6 separate regions of the Mus musculus genome follow, and regions 2, 3, 4, 5 and 6 are each linked to region 1. A link is a loop called in an ENCODE intact Hi-C map of the cell type or tissue named here. Cell type or tissue: left cerebral cortex. All regions are shown on one strand.

What was found. Hi-C counts contacts between places; a loop is a spot of excess contacts. Peaks named below come from ENCODE experiments on the same cell type or tissue, not always from the same donor. Only the 100,000 strongest peaks of a DNase experiment are listed, where the experiment ranks them.
Region 2: it touches region 1 in a loop (7-fold over the local background); 10 of 42 quality-filtered maps call a loop at or near these places.
Region 3: it touches region 1 in a loop (2.8-fold over the local background); 9 of 42 quality-filtered maps call a loop at or near these places.
Region 4: it touches region 1 in a loop (10-fold over the local background); 37 of 42 quality-filtered maps call a loop at or near these places.
Region 5: it touches region 1 in a loop (3-fold over the local background); 14 of 42 quality-filtered maps call a loop at or near these places.
Region 6: a loop joins it to region 1, with 3 times the contacts of the local background. A loop is called at or near these places in 12 of 42 quality-filtered maps.

What each region holds. Positions count from the first base shown.
Region 1 is chr16:15,884,318-15,888,317 of GRCm38, forward strand. It overlaps Cebpd (CCAAT/enhancer binding protein (C/EBP), delta), which reads left to right and starts at 2,969. Exons shown (of 1, transcript NM_007679.4): 1 at 2,969-4,000. The coding sequence starts at 3,008. The coding sequence ends at 3,814. In left cerebral cortex, CTCF peaks have their summits at 2,350 (motif pointing right), 3,266 and 3,810; DNase peaks (open chromatin) are centred at 2,356, 2,908, 3,426 and 3,700; H3K4me3 peaks cover 1,735 bases; H3K27ac peaks cover 1,617 bases.
Region 2 is chr16:16,015,983-16,019,982 of GRCm38, forward strand. The region is part of intron 8 of Spidr (scaffolding protein involved in DNA repair); the gene reads right to left. Among named protein-coding and RNA genes, the nearest start is that of Spidr, 130 kb to the right of the region's middle. In left cerebral cortex, a CTCF peak has its summit at 1,532; no DNase peak of the experiment used is centred here.
Region 3 is chr16:15,946,933-15,950,932 of GRCm38, forward strand. The region is part of intron 10 of Spidr (scaffolding protein involved in DNA repair); the gene reads right to left. Among named protein-coding and RNA genes, the nearest start is that of Cebpd, 62 kb to the left of the region's middle. In left cerebral cortex, no CTCF peak of the experiment used is centred here; DNase peaks (open chromatin) are centred at 1,525, 1,691 and 3,610; H3K27ac peaks cover 619 bases.
Region 4 is chr16:16,102,196-16,106,195 of GRCm38, forward strand. The region is part of intron 5 of Spidr (scaffolding protein involved in DNA repair); the gene reads right to left. Among named protein-coding and RNA genes, the nearest start is that of Spidr, 43 kb to the right of the region's middle. In left cerebral cortex, a CTCF peak has its summit at 2,285 (motif pointing left); a DNase peak (open chromatin) is centred at 2,273.
Region 5 is chr16:16,147,150-16,151,149 of GRCm38, forward strand. No RefSeq gene overlaps it. Among named protein-coding and RNA genes, the nearest start is that of Spidr, 2.3 kb to the left of the region's middle. In left cerebral cortex, CTCF peaks have their summits at 2,394 (motif pointing left) and 3,752 (motif pointing left); no DNase peak of the experiment used is centred here; H3K4me3 peaks cover 46 bases.
Region 6 is chr16:14,699,281-14,703,280 of GRCm38, forward strand. No RefSeq gene overlaps it. Among named protein-coding and RNA genes, the nearest start is that of Snai2, 4.6 kb to the right of the region's middle. In left cerebral cortex, a CTCF peak has its summit at 2,268 (motif pointing right); a DNase peak (open chromatin) is centred at 2,274.

The DNA.
Region 1 (4,000 bases):
GTTCTGTGACAGAAATAGGGACGTAGCTAGGGCACTGAGTTTGGAGAGGAAGTGGTGAAAGTCTTCAGTAAGCTTACCTGACTCCCTGGTCTGTTCAGCTTCTGTGTTTAGAGGGGATGCTTGCTGCTGTTGGAAGGTGGGATAATGGGATAAGTTGGAAGTTTGGAAGAGAAGATCTTTGTGATCCATGGGGGATGAGGTCACAGACAAAAGGGAGACAGCACCAGGTGCTCTACTGCTGAGCTGGGGGTGGGACTGGGGAATTGGATCTGGAGGAGCAGAAGGAGAGGGAAAGATGTGCAGTCAGCCCACCTGCTTTCTTGGCAGCAGTCTGACCAAAGCAACTTACAAAAGAAACAGTATGATTGGCTGTATGGTTCCAAATGGTTAAAGTTCACGATGATTGAGCAAAAGCATGTCAGCAAGAATAGCTGAAAGCTCACATCTTAAACTGCAAGTAGGAGACAGGGAGAGATGTTGGGAATGGTCCCAGCCTTTTGAAACCTCAAAGCTAGCCTGTAGTGATGCACCCCTTCTAACAAAGCCACACCTCTTAATAGTCCCCAAACAGTTCCACCAACTGGGGATTAAGAATTCAAACATATGAGCCTCTGGGACCATTCTCATTCGAACCGCCATTTATTACAACGTTCTTTTCTTGATATATAGCCTCAATATGTAGCTCAAGCTGGCTTCAAATCCATAATCCTCCTGCCTTCACTTCTTGAATGCTAGGAAGTTTTACTTCTCTTCAAGCTTGATTTCATATTTCATTTTACCTAGAGCTATCAGGAAATGTTTTTAGAGTATTTATACATATTTGAGTATCCCATCTAGAGAACTGTTCTTGTATGGAGTGAAATGCACAAGCAGGACCTCAGGGAGATTGGTTGGTGTGACCAGACTGATCTTCCAAGTCTGACAGTGCTCTGTGACTCTAAGACATATCAACACTGCTAGGCTCCTGAACTTTTAAATACCAAGGTTTCCAGAATGTCCACATAGACTGGGTGTCATTGGAACCTCCAATATGTTCCATATGTGACATTGCTGAGGACAAGGAGAGGGTCTCAAGGATTCTAGCCAGAAGGCTTTTGGCAGGTGTGCTGAGAAGAGCTAAAAATGATGTATTTCTCACAGGAATAAGGCATGGGAAGTGTTCACATTCATCTTGAGTACATTTCATCTATAAAATTATAGATTAACTCAATTTATAGTTTAGGAAATTATTTTATATAATTAGTTTAATTTTTATGTTGAGCTTGAACACTTTCTCTATTGGTGGCTGCTTTTAGGCCTACATGGTTAAGTCATTTTGTTGCCACCCACGGTGCTAGGAAAGGTCCTTGAGATTGGCACAGTGTGTGGGAACAGTCATGAAAGGATCACAAATGACTGTCACAGGGGCTAAACTTTAACAGCTCTCAAATGTCACACTATATTCATGCTTTGTTGTTCTGTCATGTTGCCTTTCTCCATTTCTGGAAAATTGAAAAGTACGCACTGGTTGGCGGGTTTCTGAATACACAGAGCTTTCAGGTGCGGCCCAATAGTGGCCACGGTAGCCTGTCCTTCTGAGACATTCTAATTGGCCCCGCTGTCTTGTAAACACAACTTTTCATAAACGTAGTGAGTGGACCCAGGTATCAAAACAAGCATGTTGTCTCACTGAAAACAGCCTCGGAATGTGGTCTCTCTGAGGGATAAACACGTGTTCTCTAATCATGCTTCTATGGCATCCAGGGCTAAGAACCACGAACGTCTCCTAGGGTTTTCCTGTGCATGCATATCACATGTGCGCTGGCTTTAACCCCAGAGGCAATTAGTTACAATAGCAACATCATATGCCATTTATAAACATCACTGATCATTATGAAATTCCAAGGCTGTGTTTACCTTTTTTTTCCAAAAAAAGCCATTAAATATTCCACAGCCCCTCATTAGGATTTTCCTCAGGAACTGAAGGTAGGAGCTAGGCTGCTCTGTGTAAATCAGCTGATGTTTGTTGTCAGAACACCTGGTGAATCGGAATGAATTAGGGGAGGGATATGAGGGACACATCTGAATTTGGACAGATGATTTTCTTGACTTTTGCTTGAGACAGGCCATCAGGCACTTGAACTCCTGGGGTTCAACTACCCACCTAGCCTATCAGGTTTGAGTAGCTGGGGTTGAAATTTCTCTTCATCTTTTCACGAATTTTGAAGAGCTGGCAACTTAACACCTCTTTGTGAGTACTGATGTAAATCTTAGCTTTCTCTCAGCAAGCCACAATTTCAGAATAATATCCCTTTTGGGTACAATTTGCAAGAAAAAGAAACAGCAAGATGCTATGCTACCACCAGGTGGCACAGCTTTAATAACCAAGAAGAAATGCCAGAGCACCCAAGATCCGCTGTCAGGTGCGGAGAAACGCACCGCGGTTAGGGTGGCCATCACTCTTCCGTTGGCTTTGTGGTCAGCGGGGAGCCCGGTTGATCTGTCCGTCTATCAGGCTCTGTTGCTGAACCTAACCTCGACGGCAGCTGGGCCTGGGCACTCCGAGAGGTGTAGCTGGAGAGGGTTCGAATTTCAGGAGGCTCCCACTGGCTGCGCTCACTCTGGACCGCCGGAGGCTGAGGCCCGGGTCCGCGAACCACGGTTCACTAGTTCTGGTCTCGTGGCGGAGGTGCCAGGACTCGAGCTGCGGAGCCTTGATCCCTGTTCCGCCTTTGCTATGTCTGAAGGCGTCCTGCTTTGCGCGTGTCGGGGCCAAATCCAGATTTTCATTTCGCTCCAGGCTTGGACGGCTAAGTAGGTCCAAACCGCACAAACAGGAAGGAGGGAAGGCAAGGAGTGCGGGCAGAGGGCGGGTCGTTCCCAGCAGCACCCCAGTCCCTCCCCGCTCCGGTCTCCGACCCACTGGGGCCGGGGCGGGGCGTGCGCGTCAGCTGGGGCTAGAAAAGGCGGCGGTCCGGCCCGGCGAGGTGACAGCCCAACTTGGACGCCAGGTCCGGCCGACGCCGCCATGAGCGCCGCGCTTTTCAGCCTGGACAGCCCGGTGCGCGGCACACCCTGGCCCACAGAACCCGCGGCCTTCTACGAGCCAGGCAGGGTGGACAAGCCCGGCCGAGGGCCCGAGCCAGGGGATCTGGGGGAGCTGGGCTCCACGACTCCTGCCATGTACGACGACGAGAGCGCCATCGACTTCAGCGCCTACATTGACTCCATGGCCGCCGTGCCCACCCTAGAGCTGTGCCACGACGAACTCTTCGCCGACCTCTTCAACAGCAACCACAAAGCGGCCGGCGCGGGCGGCCTGGAGCTGCTGCAGGGCGGCCCTACGCGACCCCCGGGTGTGGGGTCTGTCGCTAGGGGGCCGCTCAAGCGCGAACCCGACTGGGGCGACGGCGACGCGCCGGGCTCCCTGCTGCCGGCGCAAGTGGCGGTGTGCGCGCAGACAGTGGTGAGCTTGGCGGCCGCGGCTCAGCCCACTCCACCCACTTCGCCGGAGCCTCCTCGAGGCAGCCCGGGGCCGAGCCTCGCGCCCGGCACAGTCCGAGAAAAGGGCGCGGGCAAGAGGGGTCCGGACCGCGGCAGCCCGGAGTACCGGCAGCGGCGCGAGCGCAACAACATCGCTGTGCGCAAGAGCCGCGACAAGGCCAAGCGCCGCAACCAGGAGATGCAGCAGAAGCTGGTGGAGTTGTCGGCCGAGAACGAGAAGCTGCATCAGCGCGTGGAGCAGCTCACCCGGGACCTGGCTGGCCTCCGGCAGTTCTTCAAAAAACTGCCCAGCCCGCCTTTCCTGCCGCCCACCGGCGCCGACTGCCGGTAACGCGCGGCGTGGGCCTTTGAGACTCTGAACGACCTATACCTCAGACCCCGACAGCGGGGAGCAGACGCCGCCCGAATCGCTAGTTTCTTTGGGACCTGCGAGCGACAGGAAGCTGCAGCTTGGGCACTGGACTGCGAGAGAAGCTATATTAATCTTTCCCCTTAAATTATTTTTTATAATGGTAGC
Region 2 (4,000 bases), 130 kb after region 1:
TGATTGTTATTTTCTATTATTTTTGTTGTTGCATGTGGAATTGTGTTTATGTAGCTATCTTCTTTCTGGTTTGTTAAAAGAATATTATTTTCTTGCTTTTGCTAGGGTGTAATTTCCTTCCTTTTTATTTTGGAGTTTTCCATTTATTATCCTTTGAAGGGCTGGATGTGTGGAAAGATATTGTGTAAATTTGGTTTTGTCATGGAATACCTTGGTTTCTCTATCTATAGTAATTGAGAGCTTTGCTGTATATAGTACCCTGGGCTGGCATTTGTGTTCTCTTTGGGTCTGTATGACATCTGCCCAGGATCTCCTGGCTTTCATAGGCTCTGGCGAGAAGTCTGGTGTAATTCTGAGAAGTATAACTTTATATGTTACTTGACCTTTTTCCCTTACTGCTTTTAATATTCTTTCTTTGTTTTTTGCATTTGGTTTTTTGATTATTATGTGTCGGAAGGAATTTCTGTTCTGATCCAGTCTATTTGGAGCTCTGCAGTCTTCTGGTATGTTCATGGGCATCTCTTTCTTTAGGTTAGGGAAGTTGAAGATATTTTCTGGCCCTTTAAGTTGGAAATCTTCCTTCTTGTCTATACCTATTATCTTTACATTTGGTCTTCTCATTGTGTCCTGGATTTCCTGGATGTTTTGGGTTAGGAGCTTTTTGCATTTTGCATTTTCTCTGACTGTTGTGCCAATGTCTTACGGTATCTTCTGCCCCCAAGATTCTCTCTTCTATCTCTTGTATTCTGCTAGTGATTCTTGCATCTATGATTCCTGATTTTTTTCCTGGATTTTCTAACTCCAGGCTTGTCTCCCTTTGTGATATCTTTATTGTTTCTACTTCCATTTTTAGATCCTGGATGGCTTTGTTCAATTTCCTTCACCTGCTTGATTGTGTTTTCCTGTAATTCTTTAAGGAATTATTGTGTTTCCTCTTCAAAGGCTTCTACCTGTTTTCCTGTGTTCTCCACTATTTCTTTAAGGGTGTTATTTCTGTCCTTCTTAAAGTCCTCATGAGATGTGATTTTAAATCTAAATCTTGCTTTTCCAGTGTGTTGGGGTATCCACAACTTGCTGTGTTATGGGAATTGGGTTCTGATGATGCCACGTAGTCTTGGTTTCTGTTGTTAAGTTTCTTGTGCTTGCCTTTTGCCATCTGGTTATCTCTGGTGTTATTTGGTTTTTCTTTCTCTGCCTTGAGCTTGTCCCACTTGTGGACCTGTAAGCCCGCCTGGGAGTCAGCCCTCCTGGGAGACCAGCTCTCCCCTGGTAGGACCCTTAAGACAGAGGTCTGTGGAACAGTCCAAGCTCCTGGATGCAGATGGCAACTGGAAGGACCCTGTCCTAGCTGATCCACTGCTCCTGTGTCCTGTGTACTTCTGGCTGGTCCCACCTTAGACAATCACTGGAAAAAAAATTTGGAGATCTCACCTCTGAGCCTGGGTGTCAGAACACTACTTGGAGACCAGCTTTCCTCTGGCTGTACCTGTGCTCAGAGGGCTGTAGAACAGCCCCATCTCCTGGGTGCAGAAGCACAATGGAAGCACTTATTTACTTTCTTGATGTTCAGTTATTTTTATTCTTTATATATTTTGGATATTAACCGTATCAGATGTGTAAAAAATGAAGATCTTTTTATATTCTATAGCCTGTCACTTTGTGCAAATGATGATGTCCTTTGACACACATAAGATTTGCAGCTGCTTCAGCTGACCCCTGTTGTTGAATTAGAGAAGGCTTAAGAAAGCTGAGGAGAAGGGGAATCTTGTAGAAGTATCAGCAGTCTCAATTAATCTGGACCCCTGATATGTCTCAAACACTGGACCACCAAACAGACAGCATACACCAGCTGATATGAGGCCCCCAACACACATACAGTAGGGGACTTCTGGGTCTGTATTCATTCAGAGATGATACACCTAACCCTCAAGAGACTGGAGGCCCCAAGGAGTTTAGAGGTCAGGTGGGGTGGGGTGTTTGGGCTTCGATGTGGAGGTGGGGTGGGGTGGGGAGGAGGTGTGGGATGAGGAGCAGATGGAGGGTGGATAGGGGGCGGGGAATGGAATATGGAGTGTAAAAAATAAAATTAAATTAAAAAAAAAAGATTTGCAGCTTCTTTAGGTCCCATTTATTAACTACCAGTTTTAGTGATGTGCTATTGTTTTCCTTCTCAGAAAGACTTTTCCTGTGCCAATGAGTCTGACATTATTGAACTACTTCTTTTCTATCAAATTAGGGGTCTGACGTTGAGGGCTTTCATCTACTTGATGTTGAGTTTTTGTCAGGGTGATATGGTGATACACACATACACACACATGAGAAAGAGAGAGAGAGAGAGAGAGAGAGAGAGAGAGAGAGAGAGAGAGAGAGAGAGAGAGAATGAATCTATCTGAATTCCTGCACATGCAACTATTCAATTCTACCAGCACCATTTGTTCCATTTGTTGAAGATTCTCTTCTCTCTAATGTGTATTCTTGGCTTCTTTGTCAAAACTCAGGTGTCCATAAGCATGTGAAATTATGTTTGTGTGTTCAATTTGATTCCATTGATCAATGGGTCTGTTTTTATGTCAGAACTAAGCTGCTTTTATTTTTTGACTTGAAACCTTAGATAGTGTTATGTTCAGCAATTACTTTAATTATGCAGTAGTGTTTTTACCTATCCTGAGTTTTTATGTTTTCACATGAAGCAAAAAATAGCTTGTCTATCAAATAAAATTAAAAAAAAAAAAGAAACATTGCTTCAATTTCTGTTAAGAATTATGCTGGCATTTTGATATGGACTTTTGAAAATAAATTATGTTTAGCAGGATGGCCATGTTCATAATATTAATTTACAAATTCATTAGCACGGGAGATTTTTCAATTTTCTGAGGTCTTTACCCATTTCTTTCTTTAATGCAAAGAGTTTTTATTATTCAAGTCTTTCACTTGCTCGGTTATAGTTACCTAAGGTCGGTCTCTCTCTCTCTCTCTCTCTCTCTCTCTCTCTCTCTCTCTCTCTCTCTCCACACACACACAAACACACACACACACACACACACACACACACACGCTCTCATACATGCACATTTTTGAGGTCATTGTTAAAAGGTGCTTTTTTCTGATTTATTTCACAGCTAGTTTGTCATTTGTATATACAAAGACTCCTAATTTTTCTGAGTTAATTTTTGCATCCTGCTACTTTACTGAAAGTGTTTATCAGATGTAAAAGTTCCCTGATGGAATTTTTAGTGTGTTTTATGCATAAAATCATAAAATTTGTGCATAAGAACACTTTGATTTCTTTATTTCCTATTTGTATCCTTCTTGATCTCTTTTCAGTTATGTATGTGTCCTAAAATCTGTACAACCTCAGCAGTAAGTGGCCAATATAAAATGGACTTGACAGTACTTTTATAAACATTGTGTATCTTATAGCTTTGTTTGTTTTTGCTACCTCTAAGAAATATATCATATTAACAGACAGATACCACCTTAGGTTAGAAGGATGGAAATTTAAGGTCTAGCTATCTTAATAGTTGACAAGATGGACCTCAACCCAAAACTCATCAGAAGAGATAGGGAGGTACATATACTCATAAAAGAAAAATCTACCAAAAGGATATTACAATTTTAATATTTACATACTATCTTAGTTAGAGTTTCCATTGCTGTGATTAAAATGTCATAACCAAACACAAATTATGAAGGAAAGACTTTAATTCATCTTACAGCTTCAAGTTCATCATTCAGGAAAGTCTGGCCAGGAACTCAAGGTAGGAACAATGATGCAGGAGGTGATGCACAGGCCATGGAGGAACACTGTTTACTGGCCTTCTCACCATAGTTTGCTCAGGCTGCTTTCTTAAACCATCAAGGACCATCTGTCAAGGGGTGGAACTGCCCACAATGAGCTCAAAACGCCCATATCATTCATCAATCGAAAAAATGTCCTTCAGACTTCTCAATAGGTCAATCGAGCTGGAGAATTTTGCCATTTGAGGGTCTCTCTTCCAAA
Region 3 (4,000 bases), 63 kb after region 1:
CATCACGGGAGCTCTCAGAACTGTTTGTGAGCACTTGTCATGAAGGAGAGATGGATACTATCTTTAGTAATGATTAATTTAGATTACCAACAGAAAACTGTTTCACAGGGAGGTAGTAAGATGTTCATGGTTAGAATAAGAGCTCCAGAACTGGACTTATTTTATCAGACAGCTCACCATTCTGTGCTTGGAATAACATTCTAATAAGTAAATTCTACTCTTATAGTACTGAGGCATAAAACAAACACCCTTATCCAAACAGGTTCCCATGTCTCTGGCTGTTATCATGTGGAACAGAAAAGCCTGCAAGGCCTGGGAAAGAGACTTAACTTTGTGCTCTGTGGCTGATGAACACAACTCCACTGGCTCCCACACAATCCAGGTAACTTTAACTTGCTTACCACCACCTGAGTTCTTATACTTTTTCCCAAATCAAAAATCTTATTTTCTGTCATCCATCTAGACAATCTGAATTGCTAGTGATATTCATTTATTTGTCTTCATAGAAGGGTAATCTTTATGTGAAAGCAAAGAGGGAGAGAGATGATAGCAGCGTAAAGCTTCTGCCTGAACCAACCTGTGATGACGGGTTTTATGGCAGCAATCTCACCCCTTAGCTACTGTGGTTTTATTTGTAATGTAATGTTTTGCTAAGGGTAAAGCAAAAATAACTTGGAAATGCATTACCTACATTGGCCCTGTCCTAGCTAGTCACTCGGTTCCACCCAGGAAGAACCTCCGCAATCAGGAGACAGCCACAGTGGTAGACACAATGGCATCAGCCTCTAATCCCAGGCCCAAGGCAGAGATCATGATTTGAAGCCACTGTGGGATATATACAGCAAGTCCAAAGTTACTCTGTGATACACAGTGAGACACCGAATCAAAAAGAAACACAACAACAAAGAGAACGCAGGTGACATTTATGAACCCTTATCATCCTTTTCAGAAACAAAAGAACACACATAAGAGGTCTAACATGCTAGACATATAAAGGTCTATTATATAGTTAATGTTTGCCTTTGAAAAATGTTTTCCCTCCTGTGTATGTGTATATGTGTGCACACATTTACATACACTGGTGATTGAACTCAGGGCCTCGTGTGTAGAAATCAAGCATTCAGTCAAAGCTATATCCAGACCCTGAAAACTTTTTATTTTTTGCCTTTATCAGCTTCATTGCAGCTTTAAAACGCTTTAAAAATTACATATAATAAAAAACAAAAACTATCAAATGAATGACAAAGGAAAAAAGTTAGATTTGTAGAGGGGTATTTAAAGGCTAATCCCTTTGAGAATTTCAAACTCTCCCTCTTCCTTTTAAACTAACTTCTCTTTCTTTCATTCAGTGGTACAATTTCACTGCTCCACAGAGAGGGAGCAAGGGAAACTGCGGACGTGTGTGTCAGCACATGCACATTTGCCAAGAAGGAAGATTAAGTGACCATGTGGGTGTTTACGCTGAGATCGGGGCAGTTCTTAGCAGTCCACTAAGAATTCCCGGAATCAAGACAGGCTGGCTGTTCTATTCTAGGTCACTGTCGGAGGCTGCAGTCTCTGAGGATCTACAAAATCTTATTCTCTACTTCAGAACCTTTTACTAAGCATCAACTCAAGAACAAGGGAGAAGGAACTGGAGTACGGAGTATAAACATAAAAAGCAAGAGACAGAGAAGGGCGGCCCAGGAGCAGGAAGAGCCAGGAGAGGCTTGACCCAGATGAGAGAGGAGCTCCCCAGAAGACAGGAGGAGGGCTGCTTCCCTGCAGCTGGGAACTAGACACAGGACACTGCGTTCCCTTTTCTCGAAAAACAGCCAGGCATGGGAGCTCAAAGTAAACACTTAATCCTGCTGTTTATCTTTTTAACATGAAGAGATGTTAACAGCAGGTTTTTTGCTATACAGAATTTTTTCTTTTTTTTTTCAAGACAGGGTTTCTCTGTGTAGCCCTGGCTGCTGGAACTCACTTTGTAGACCAGGCTGGCCTCGAACTCAGAAATCCGCCTGCCTCTGCCTCCCAAGTGCTGGGATTAAAGGTGTGTGCCACCACGCCCGGCTCTACAGAAATGTTTCTTATTCATTTAAAAACCATATTTTTTCCTGCTAAAATGTGACAGGAGCTCTCTCTCTCTCTCTCTCTCTCTCTCTCTCTCTCTCTCCATACTAAAATAGGATTTCCCTATGTATCCCTGGCTTGCCTCAAACTTGAAGCTCATTGTTACAGTTTCCTAAGTATTGACATTACAGGCATGTGCCACCATGCTTGGTATGAACTTTCCAGTACCACTGGACAGGAACAAATAATAAACTTTCCTTGCTAAATGTATAGTTCATATAGTTTTGATACCGGGTAGGATTCCATATCTACTACCACTGTCACAACATTAAGCAACTCCTATGATATTAGAGATGATCTGTCACCAGTTATCCCAGAAGTGATAGTATGTCTTGACTCAGGCACACAATTTCTGTAAAGACAGATTGTAGGTGAGGCAGTTGTAGACTACAACAGTTTCCTCATTTCCAAGCCCCTCACACCTCCTTGATGAAGAATCACAGTCATCACTTCCTTCAGTTTGTAGCCTGAGAGAGGTTGTCCCAAGTTGTGTGTGTTAATAAACAGTCCTGTCTGCTGAAGATCAGACTTCTGTCTCTCCTGCTTCAGAAACCAAAAGGTTCTTCATTTTGGGGCATAGGGATAAAGAGGTCAACTTGTGAAGGAAAAAGTGGGATGGAGAGCGAGGCATCACAGGTTCTGACTCTACAAAGAGTCCTGATCTGTATTATATGACATTAGATCTAAGATGGCTCCCAAATACTGGTGAGACAGTTTAATTCTGGGGTCTCTCTGGAGCTCCAACAAGACCCTGCTTGCTGTTGTTTCAGTTAGTCAAGTGTTCATGAGCAAAGAGATGAGAAAAAGAAAAGTGAAGATATCCTGATGATGAAGGGTGGACTTGCCCCAAGAAATTCAATATCTCTAATCAATAGGAAGTAGTCTATTTTGTTGGCTGAAATAGATCTATTCACCCTTTCCCCTCTCAGCTTTGTCCTCTACCTACTATTGGGGGTTTGGAAGGGATTAGGGTTCAACAACGGTTGGAAAGGCAGTAGAGGTTAAGAACCTAATAAAATTGTAAAAACAAACAAACAGAAGTACACCAGCAAGACTTGTCTAATGTAATGGTTTATAAATCATCTCATTTATGAAGTACACATATATACTTTATCCTCTCTGACTCTACCAAATGAAAACAGCTTTAGTAAAATGCATACATACAAGCCCTGCACCCAATATTAATGAAAACCTTATAAGTTATTATACAAGTTCTAGGAACAAAATTACTGAAACCCGTTAAATTGTTTTAATGTACTTTAAATAAATTATTTTCAATATTAAACCATATGCAGTTTCCTGTACCAGAGACAGCAGGTAGCTAAGTAGCCACCGTTAGATGACAACTCTCTTCTTTCTAGAAAGGTTGGGTCCAGGTGTGAATTTGCTTCAGGCTGCTTACTTCAACCTGTAAGGTGCCTGCCAAGCCTGTATAACATGCCTCCCAACTTCCTTCCCACTGGTGTATTCCCGCTGGTATTACTCATGCTCACACTAGACACCTTCAGATCTGCTTCACTATCGAGTACCCTATATCATTTTGTTCTTTCCATGAGCAGATTAGCCAAGTCTCCTCCTCTAGTAGTTCTTTCACTGACCTTCCTTCCTGCCAACTTCCTAGAGCTCACAGGCTTTATTTACATCTGTCAATCACTTTTGTAAAAATTATAGAAAATAATGAAGCATCTTCAAATTTCTCCCCTAAATTACACCAGAGAACTTCCTTCTGAAGTCTCTGCATCTCCAAGAATGTTTATGTCTGTTCCATACAAATGAGAACTTCCCACACAGTCTTTGTGGGCACTGACCCCATTTGTGTCACCTTGCTGTTCATGCATGGCCTTTAGAGCTTCACATGGCATCTTGTCTGTAAGTCGGTCTCCTC
Region 4 (4,000 bases), 220 kb after region 1:
CAGCTGCATACGTAACAGAGGGTGGGTGGCCCTGTTGGACATCAATGGGAGGAGAGACTTGGTCTTGTGAAGGTTCAATGCCCCAGTGTAAGGGAATGCCAGGAAAGGGAAACGGGAGCGGTTGGGTTGGTGAGCAGGGGGAGAGGGATGGGATAGGGGATTTTCAGAGGGGAAACCATTAAAGGGGATGACATTTGAAATGTAAATAAAGAAAATATCTAATTAAAAAAAGGAAAAAAACAGAAGTAAAAAATGTTAATACCAATTATCTCTATCCAAAGACCTCACAAAATATTGTAATTATGTGCTATTTTAAAACTTAGTGGGATGTGCATATATACAAATCTCATATCCTAAATTCCTAAGTGTAAATATCATCAAGACTAAAGACACAACAAGAAACACATTTTATGCAAATAAATTGCAATTGCGCACGCGTGTGTGCGCGCGCGCGCGCGCACACACACACACACACACACACACTCACGCAAATTCCTTTGGAAGTATCACAATGATCAGGTAAATAATCTTGAGTTGAGAAACAAATTCTAACTAGATATGCCAATGCCATTCCATGCTTAAAACAATTTACAGGGAACGACAATATGACTTTACATCTTAATCTTCTATTCACACTATTGCTATGAGGATGATTAAAAATTTTAGCCTTAAGGAAACCTGGTGTTATACAGTGTCTCCTGACACTGCTGGAAATTGGGTCACTAGGAAACCACTGTAAATTTATTATATCTAAAAGAGAGAGGGAAAGCTAAGTTGTTGCCTTTTTAGTTCTTGTTGTTGTTGTTGTTGTTATTGTTGTTGTTGCTGTTGCTGCTGCTGCTGCTGCAGTTGCTGCTGCTGCAGTTGCTGCTGCTACTGCTACTGTTGTTTTCCAAGAGAGGATCCCTCTAAGTCCAGGCTAACCACAAACTAACACTGTGTCTCAGGCTTGCCTTTAATCTGTGATACTCCTGCCTCAGCATCCTAAATGCTAGGATTACAATCATATGCCACTGATCACAACTTGATGAAAATATAAGCTATGAAATAAGAAAGGTATGTGGAATAATTGTGCCCTTCCCCCAGCCTTGAATAGGCTAAACAAACTTCAGCTGGTTTAACAATGCAGCTGGAGTCAGGGCCTGGCCTTGCCACATTTGCATTTCCTATGGAGCCTTAAGGAGCTGACCACTTACTGAGTTTACTTTGCAACTCAATCTAGCTGAAACAAAGCAACAGAATCCAGCTGAAACAAAGGGATTGGTTTTTGGCTTTTGCCTATAAAAACTCAGAGCTGAAATTTTGAGCCATGATAAGAAATCTTTGTCTTGGCTTCATTCTTTTCTCGCCCGCAGTGCTATTTCATTCCCAGCCTTCCTTTCAAGTGTACCCAGTTCTCCATGGCTGCTGGACAGCTACAGATAATTAATGGGGGGGTGGGGGAGGGAGGGAGGAGGAGAGAGAGGCAGAGAGAAAGGAAGAGGGAGAGAGAGAGAGAGAGAGAGAGAGAGAGAGAGAGAGAGAGAGAGAGAGAGAACGCGAGAGGAAGCTAAATAGCAAATAAATAGAAATTACTTTTTTAGGACCCGAACACACACAAACCTGCTGTAATAACAAATAAACATATCTTCTTCAGTTCTCTTTACTATTTTCTGACTTTCATGAAGCATTAAAATATTACATCGTTGCTGGGCGTGGTGACGCAGGCCTTTAATCCCAGCACTCGGGTGGCAGAGGCAGGCGGATTTCTGAGTTCGAGGCCAGCCTGGTCTACAAAGTGAGTTCCAGGACAGCCAGGGATACACAGAGAAACCCTGTCTCAAAACAAAACAAAACAAAACAAAAAAAGAAAGGAAAAGAAATTACATCGTTAACATACATAAAGTCTTTCCTTTCTATTCCCTTGTCTAAATTTTTTCAGAACTCTAATTTCAGATTTTAGGCTGTTTTTCTTATATGTGAAACTCAAAGCATTTATTTACAGAAATGGTTTATTGTACACAGGTTAGCTTAGGAACAGGGAGGGGCCCCAGTGGCATGGGCAGAGGAAGACACCCAGAGACCAGCAACATGGTCTTCCTGCAGTGGGAGCCACTACAAAGTATAAGTATGTGGTAGGCAGATGGGTGAACGGAGCACAAGAGTAGAGCTGTCTCTAGTCCTATGGTTGAAGATGAGCTGTTCAGGGGCATGAGAACCTAAGAGCTTACTCTGCCCCTTGTCATTGGCAGCACTGTGTGAACTCGCTCAAGTAATGCTGGACAGCTCCCCCTAGTGGTACAGATGCAGGAGAGCTGTCAAGCTGAGGAAGTCACCTACCACCAATGCCCAGATCCAGGGCTTTGAGTTAGCCTACTCCAGCATCTACCTCATAGATGAACTGCTAGAGTGTGTGAATAAGCTAGTCCTACTGATCCAAAGCTGCAGGAACTCACAACCCAGGGCAATAACAAGATATCTAAGAGGAGTGCCAGTGAAGATCCAATACTGATAGTGTCCAGTACTGATAGCCTCCAAGCAGACCAATGATTCAATGAAATAAACATCTGCAAGCAAAAACATGTGGACAGAAGTGTATATTGTGGGACACACTGTAACACACTACAGTGTCCATGACAAGATGTTTTCTAAACTTTGTTTTCTTTTGTTTATATTTTATTTTTGTTTTGTTTTTCTTTAGGAGGAGGTGACAAGGGCAGAGGGTAAGTACAAAGGGACTGAGAGATGAGTGGGGTTGGAGTGCATGATGTGAAACTCAGAAAGAACCAATAAAAAGTTTTTTAAAGATCCATTGGATTTTCCTTCTAAAAATGTTCAATAAAAAAAACTAAATATTATACACAAATGAAAGTAAAGGCAGTCTTGTTTCATTGTATAATAATGTAACCCACTACCACAAAAAAATGATAGAAGTAAAAACACAAGACAAGTGAGAAATTTGATTCAAGCAAATATGTTTTTTTCCCCAATCGTCTGACACCCATTACTCTGCTCTCCATGGGCAGAATCTGGCAGGCCTCTCAAGTAAACCAAAGGAAAGATATCCACCAGACAGAATGCTGCATACAGCCTCCCACAAAGGCCAAACAAGTATAGCAAGTTCTAACAGGTACCTTAAAAGTGAGGACACAGTGGAATGATTTTCCCTCCATGAGAGCCAAATACCACAGTGTGCCAAAACCTAGATGTAAGGTTTTCCTACGCAAGTAGATGATGACAAGCAAGCTAGCAAAGTAAGTTATCTGTTCCCTTATAGACCTAAATAGTAAATTCAGACTGCCCTTTATTGCTTTCTCTTAAATATTACTCCTTTAAGAAAATCTTACATGAGTTAGACAGTTAGTAAAACTGTCTAGATGACCACCACAAATGACCCTAACAAGCAAAGTTATTTGGGGCATATTTCTATTATTTGAGATATGGCCAAGTAAATCTCACATGCAAAATAAACACAGTGATATTCATTTCAACAGAGTTACTCTGGAAACTGAATGAGGGAACACTGTGCAAAAGAGTCTATAGTACCCAACATATTATATAACACATTGGGTATATACATACAAATGAAAGCTGTAACTACTGTGTAGTTCCAGACCATAGTCTACACCTACAACTTATATGGAAGGATATAGAGAGTAAAAGATTTACTGGGGGCAGGGGGAGGCTATAGGGGACTTTTGGGATAGCATTTGAATTGTAAATGAAGAAAATATCTAATAAAAAATGTTTAAAAAAAAGATTTAATGGGAAGATAGGTTTCTTCAAATATCACTGACGTCTTGATACCCAGTTTATATAACCCATGTAGAAAAAAATCAAAATCGTTCCAAAGGAAAAGTTCTATATCACTTTTAAACAATGGGTTGGTTTTAAATACTTAATGTATTTATCAAATTATAATATATAAAATACATATTTAGGTTTATTTGCTTCATGTATATGTGCATATATTGTGTGTGTAACAAAAAAAAAATGTTAACAGAAAAAACTCTCCATCATA
Region 5 (4,000 bases), 260 kb after region 1:
GGGAGTGGCAGAGAGAGAAGAGAAGAGAGCGAGGAGGGGGTGTTCTCCTTATTTATATGGAAAATGATGTAACACAAGTAAGGGTGGGAGGTGAGCCAAGTGAGTTCTGGGATATGGTGGTCGTTGGCTTGGCAGCCGTAAACTAGAATTCAATAATTATTGTTAATTAGTAATAAAACATAAGTAAGCCAGGAAAAGGAATAGTACTTCTCTAACTAATGAGGAATTCTTAAATATAAAATTCATAAATATCAAGAGCAAAGATTTCCTATTTAAAAAAAAAAACTATAGGAACACTAGTTGGATTTGTTATAAAGTAGGTTTCACATACTATAGATCTGGGAAAAGCCAGAGAGCTTACATTCTTAAATTTCTAGATGCTGGTTCAGGGAACATTTTAATGTGGAAGATGAAGCCGTTCCTTGGATGTTTTAAAGCGCTAGGACATAGTTGTCTATGTATGTTCAAACCAGCAGGACAGAGAGCTGCTACTTGAGTGGAAACTGGATTAACAGGGTTTCTAGTGTCGAAAAAAACACTAAATAAGTCCTTGTCAAGAATGTGTTTGCATGGGACTTAAGTAGAAACTAGATTAGCGGAGGCATATTCTATAAAGATATATATTGAAGAAAATATTAAATAAACTATATTGTTGAAAACTTGGAGTGGACAATGGAAAGGATTCTCAGAAAGTTGTATTTACAGATGTGTACAGAAGAGGAGCTTAGAGCCTGGGTGGTGACTTTATTCTCTAACTGAAAGATAGGCAGAGTGGGAAACAAGGCCCTTAATGAATTAAAAATACTACTGCAAGTGGAGCAGTTTTTGATATGCCATTCTGCAAAGGGGGACTACAGCATAGGAGAAAAAAGGACAAAATGACTGGCTTACTGACGTAACACAAGACAGTGGGGTTTTCTGTCTGCTTTGGGTTTCTGTTTGTTTCTTCCACTGGTTAGCTTGTTTGTTTGTGTTTGTTGAGACAGGGTCTCTCACTACTTAGCCCTGACTATCCTAGAACTTACAGTGTAGACCAGGCTAGCCTCAACTCAGAGATTTTCCTGTCTCTGCCTCCTGAGTGCTGAGATTACTGCTGTGCACTACCGCACATGGCAAAATAATATTTGTTTTGTTGTTGTTTGTTTGTTTTTAAAGTCCGAGTTGCAAAAAAAAAAAAAAATCCTGCCCTTCTTTTCCCATGGGCTGATATTTTAGAGAATTACAATTTTCCCAAATTCCCAAAAGTAGTGAATTCAAGGCTGTCTTAGGCTACGTGAAAGGAAACACCAAGTTTAGTTTTCTCTTGGAATAGTTTTCTTAGTCTTTCTAGAATATGTGGTTTTGCTATTGGTTTGTAGTCCTTCTGCAGCACTAATACAATGCTAGCTTGTCACTTCCTCTTATAACTCTCACCTTCCCTGAATATTTCTATCCAAACTTTTATAGATATAGATGTGAGGTCTACTGGAGTGTTCCAGGAATGCCTGCTGAAGTATATAGGTTCTTGTGTCCTACTGCAATGAATTGGACCATGGCTCTGTGATTAGAAATACAGATATAGTCTATGTAAAAATTTGAAACACTCCCAAGAATGAGAGTGAGCTACAAACAAACAAACAAACAAGTGTGTTCCAGATACACTGGGTCAGAGGCCTATCACTTTTTATGGGTTATGTACAATATTCATACAAGTTTGGGCTTTCAATGAATATATTCCATTTGTTGAATGAATACCAGGTTGGGGGTGGCTTCTTGCCATTCTCTGCTTATTGATTTCTTTTATATATTAATATTGATATAATTTTCTCTAGTCTGTTCTCTCCTGCCATAATTCCTTCCTGAGAGCTGGGATCCCAAATGTCTTTTTGGCAAGCACAATTATGATCAATGAATCCTCTACAGCCAATTCCAGGCTGAGAGGCGCAGACCTACCTAAAAAGGACCACAAAACTCCCAACCTTATCTGTTGATTGGGAAAGAGACTATGTATTTTCTATAGAAGGAAATAGTTGGAATCCTGCACCACAGAGAGTTTAGTTTGAAATGGTTGCATGTCCTAGGTGACACAAATTTTACAAGATTGAAATGCTAGGCTTAAGCAAGAATAAGATGATTATGTAAATTGATAATCCAATCAAGGAGAGATCCATGAAAGCCATGGCTGTGTGCATTTCAGGATAGTCATTCTTTATAGTTTGTTCTCAGGGCTATGGTTGTGTGTGTGTGTGTGTGTGTTTTTTTTTTTAATGCTGATAGCTATATATTAAGAATATGGCAAATGGGGCTAGAGAGATGACTTAGAGGTTAAGAGCAATTGTTGCTCTTGCAGAAGACCCAGGTTTGGTTGCCAATAACTTCAATTTCAGTTCCATGTGATCCACTGCCCTCTTCTGGACTCTGTGAACAATGAATGCATATGGTTGGTACACAGACATAGAAGCAGGAAAAACAACCATAAATATAAAATAAAAATAAATTAAATCTTTTTTCAACACAATTTAGTGAGATAGAAAAGAACAACTTCAAGAAAAATGATGATGGTGAAATGCATTAAAAGGAAGAGAGTGTAAAGCTTAGTCGTTTGAGTGCCAACAGTATCAGATGAAAAATAATGCAACAAACCAAAGCATGATTGAAGGTTATCAATACTGATGAGTTTAGATGAATCTATCTGAATGCATTTACATACATAGAACTTGGAGCCTGAATATGACATAGACTTTCCTACATTATCCTCCTTATGAATTCTTCTCCTTTAGATTTTTGTATACTCTTCAGGGAGCAATGCCTCCCTCCACTTGCCCAAGTAATGCCATGGCAAGATGAGGTTTTCCCCCTAGCTTATCACATTTAAGGACATTATGCATACAGTTTCCATTTGGCCATGAGACTTGTGAGCACATCTGGAGAAAGTGTATGTTTATCATTGCTGCTTTGTCCCTGCATAAGCTATTTGGAATAGAAAACCAGTAAAGGGAGCAACACCCCTCACCTGGAGTGCCTGGTTCTGCTGACTCTAGAATCAGCACTTCCTATTTGCACAATATATGCTGGCTAACATTTAGCCTCGGAGGTATCCATGGTCTATATGGTCAAGAAGATAAGTATCTCATCTAAGCTGTAGAATGCTTTGAGAGCTGTTCCATCATTCCCTAGAACTAAGCCTAAAAACAAGGGTGAAAATATTGGCTGTCCTTTGAGTGATTGTACCCTCACTGGCTTTAGTCTCTAATTATGGTTGTTGAATGTCAGTTTAAAAAGTATTGAAGCATAAATTGTGCTTTAAAATCTAGATGTTGCCGGGCAGTGGTGGCGCATGCCTTTAATCCCAGCACTTGAGAGGCAGAGGCAGGTGGATTTCTGAATTCATGGCGAGCCTGGTCTACAGAGTGAGTTCCAGGACAGCCAGGGCTATACAGAGAAAACCTGTCTTGAAAAAAAAAAAAAAAAAAAAGATCTAGATGTTATACAAAACTTAGACACATTGACATAGATAATTTTTAAATAAACTTTTAATGTCTTTTAAGACTATTTTTTCTAATTAGAAACCAGACACAGAGAAAAACAATAAACAACTGTCATAATAAAACACACACAAAAAAAAAATCTTTATTTTTAACAGCACATTGTGGTGGCCTGAATGAGATATTCACCACAGTCTAAGGCATTTGAATACTTGGCCTCTGGTTGGTGGTACATTCTGTTGGGGAGTTTTAAGAGATGTTGCTTTGTTAGTAGAGGTATGCCCCCTGGGGGCAGACTTTAAAACTTTAAAGACCCATGCCATTTTGAGCCACTCTTTCTACTTTCTGCTTAGGATTTAAAATGTGAGTTCTTGAACTCTCATCAAAGAAGTTTGACTTCATATATGTTAATTAACACAGAGAATGGATAATGTCCAGAGAGTGAGAGACTTTGGAGCACTCAACCCTATATAGAATGCTTTTATCAAACTCATCCCCTCAAGGCTCCTGGACATAGGTAAAAGAGACAGAAAGAC
Region 6 (4,000 bases), 1.2 Mb before region 1:
TTTGCTTTGATAGCAAGAACCTTTACACAGTGATCCATCTTTCTGATCCTGCTTCAAGAGCTTCATATGAACCTGTTGTGGATGGCTCTGGTGATGTGTTTATTTCGATGTTAGTTTTCCAGAAGGGGCTATCTGGAACAAGGAATGAGTCACATTCTCAGGTGACTTCTTGTGAATCTTCCTCCAAATAAATAAAGGAACCAATCACTGGGTAAGTAGGAGGGACTTCCAGGTTGAATGGAGAAAGAGAGGAAGCAGGAGAGAGTTAGGGGCTTTTTGGATTGGGATAGAGAGAGGACAAGATTTAGGTCCTAGTATCTCTGAGCTTATATGGCAAATCATGGCGGATTTGCTACCGGAGGATTCAGATTTAATATGGCTTACAAGATTACAGGATTCTAGTTGTTGCACCCAGCGATATCATTGTTTCTGAACTAAGTTTGTGTGGTGTTTTCCTTCATGTGGCAATTTGGCTGGGTTCAAGGGAGAAAGGTATGGAGGCAAAGCATGGGTTTGCCAGATGTGCACCATGGGGGTTTTGAAGCACAAAGCTCGCACCATAACAACCCACCAGTGGGAACTTAGTGAGTGAGTTGGGTAGACAGATTTTGGAGCACTGAGTCAGAGAGTCTCCACAAGATAAAAACTGGCTGGCAAGACCTCAGGGGCTGAGAGTAGCTCGGAGAAATGAAGGAAAATGCCACTTTCTTTTACTATTTCCTGCAACATGAACTATGTATGTCTTCAAGCCATTCAGTGTAAGAAAATACAAAGTGTAAAGAAACCAAAGGTTTAGTAACAAATTATCTTTAGCCATTGTTTTTTCAAGGTAAAATCTGAGTCTTTCTTTGTCTTGTTGATCCTTCATTTGTTTAACTCACATATATGATTTGGCATAGAATCCTCTAGTAAAGTGTATTGAAAGTATACAAATATAAATTTCTGAGAAGATGAAGATAGTACAAAAGACCATACTACTTCCTAGTAAATAAAAACAAATAAAAGTAAATTTTTACACAAAAAGTAGCATACATGCCCCACAGTAGCTATGGTTACCTGCATGAAACCTCTACAAGACCAAGCCACTTAAAATTTTAGTATGGAAGGCGTTTATGGAGAAATGATCTTTACTAGGGACAGCAAAAGTCACTTTTCTTTAGAAATAACCAGTTGGCTCCATATTCCCGAGTGGATGGCCACACAAATGGGTAGAAGTAATTGAACTCCATGGATTTAAAGAAAAAAAAACCATGAACAAATAAATGAAAACCAAAAAGGAAATGAGGTCAGGAAGGAGATGTGTTATGGATGAGTTGGAGAGAAGAAATGGAGGGTGAATAAGATGAAGATATATTTATGAAAATATCAAGGAATGAATAAAGTATACTCACTGTTTAATATCAGTGTAATTTGATAAAGACAATTTGTGACTTTATTTTTTCTTCTAAAAACAAGGACAATATTTTATAGGATTAACAATATTTTATAGGATTAACAATTTGAGAGATGGTCACTGAAATAATGCATATAAAAATGTGTGGTATCTTGGCAAGCTCACACTAACCATCTGGGACTGCAGAGAAGGATCAGTTGCTTACAGAACTTTTTATTCTTACAGAAGACCTAAGTTCTGCTCCAATATCCATGTTGGGTGACTCACAAATCTCTATAACTCCAGCTCTAGAGAACTTGTCACTCTCTTCTGACCTCCACCGACACCTGTACGTAAGAGCACATACTTTCATGCAGATACAAAAGTTTTTTAAAAAGTAAATCTTTACTCAAAAAGAGGCTATTCTTAGCATTATCCATGATCATATGATCCTATAGAACTGAGTGTTGTCCGGTTCTATATTACAGCACTGTATTGGAGCCGAGCTAAGCTGGAAAAGGCATAAGGGTTGAAAACAACTCTGTGTCTATTACTTCATCCACTTCTAGATTTGGGATGGATGTGTGCATAGTATCCAAAGCCAGCCAGAGGTTATATAGTGAGAAGCTGACTCAAAATTAAAAATAAAAATATTTCTAATGTCTGATCATGCCAAAACTATGTTCACTTATAAAGTAACTGTAACTTGTGGTGCAATGTCACATTGTAAGTTTTAAAGTTAAGAACATACCAATAAATTTAAAACAATTAAGTTTATTTAAAATTGAAGTGATTAAAAAATTAGGATGTTTAATGTACAGTCGTGTTAACCTATTTTCCACTAGGTGGCAGATGTTGTCAAGAAGTTAGAGAAAAGAAAAGAAAACTCTATCACTTCCAAAGCTGACCAGTAGGTGTCTCTTTGCAACCACGTATCTCTGAGCCCGTGTATAAAATACAGGCAGGTATAACATTTTCCAGTCTTTCTTGTTCATTGGATAGATAGCATCATTATTACTCTGCAGAAGTATAAACCAAGCACTAAAGAGGTGAACTCGAGGTGAAGGACTATTCACATTGTCTCTACCCAGCAGGAAAGGAAACTCAAATTCTACAAGAGGAAAAAGAGGTTAAATACAGATGAGTAGCAGAAAGCACCCTATTAAATTTTTTTCTCAGGTTAAAGAAGACTTCCTATTTAAAATATCTCGAATAGTGCTGACCAAATGTGCAGATATTTACTCAACGAGTAGCATTCCTGCTCACTTCTGAGAGACAGAGAAAGTTAGTAGATAAGGAAGGGTCTGTCTAGTGAATACATAAGAAATGATAAAAATCCCTAACCAGGGGATGGCATCCCGACATCATTTTCATTGGTACTGTTTTTATTCCAAATTCAATAGGTGCAAGCATGCGCACACACACACATGCACACACACCTGCCCAGCTTTAACGACGGGAAAACATGATCTCTTTTTCTGTCTTTCTCTCTTTTCGTGTGTGTGTGTGTGTGTGTGTGTGTGTGTGTGTAATTTTTTTCCATATTGCAACGACAGTCTTCAATATACAATTCGAAGTATATAAGCAGAATACTGCATGGCCATAGGATTCTGCTAAATTTGCCTTTTATGCTAGAGAATATTTATCTAGTTAAATGTAAAGTCAATTAGTATGTGTAGGAAATGTTACTTCTATAATTTTAAGGGATAGTTTACTTTTTCAGAGACTGAGTTGAATTAAAAATAAGGAGTGAAAATATGTCTAAATTCATATAGATATATAAACATGCACAAACCCACAAAGGAAATTATACCACTGTCAACGAAGCTCCAGTTAATATTATAAAAATTTGTTCCTATCCAGCATATTTTAAAATTAATAGTATTTTGTAGTAGTGTACAGATACTACTGACTAACCCAATGACTTTTCATCAATTCACGTTCTTCACAACAGGTATTAATGATCCTGCCATGTGCTGTGCCTCCAAAGAACTATGGTTCACTTTAGGGATGGGCCCAGCACTATATGGGATATCCTATTTTTTCATGGCCTAGGTATTTCACTTGGAAATAGATTGACTTCATTTTCTTAACATAACAGACAGCTTCCATCCACTATCTTTCTATATATGTGAAGACCTACATGTGTATAGTATAAATACCAACTATTCCAACCAAGACATTTCTCTGCTGAAAGAATATGACCATGTCTTCTCTGGAAAGAAAGGAAGGAAGGAAGAAAGGAAGAAAGAAAGAGAAAGAAAGAAAGAAAGAAAGAAAGAAAGAAAGAAAGGGAGGGGAAGAGGGAGTGGAGGGGGAGGGGAGGGAAGGGGAAGAGAGGAAAGGGGAGGGGAGGGGAGGGAAGGAAAGGGAAAAGAGAAGAGAAGAGAAGAGAAGAGAAGAGAAGAGAAGAGAAGAGAAGAGAAGAGAAGAAGCCAGCCCGCCTGGAGTCAGGAGGGAAAAATACCCCAAGAATTCAGGAAGCCTTGTGGGAAAGACTCAAATCATCCTAGTCAGCTACTCTAGAAAGTACAGGAAATGAGAGAATGAGAAAAATGAGATGGTATGAACTTTCCAGGGTCCCATGAGATTCAGGAGTCAGTTTTATGGGAAACAAGTCAAGATTAC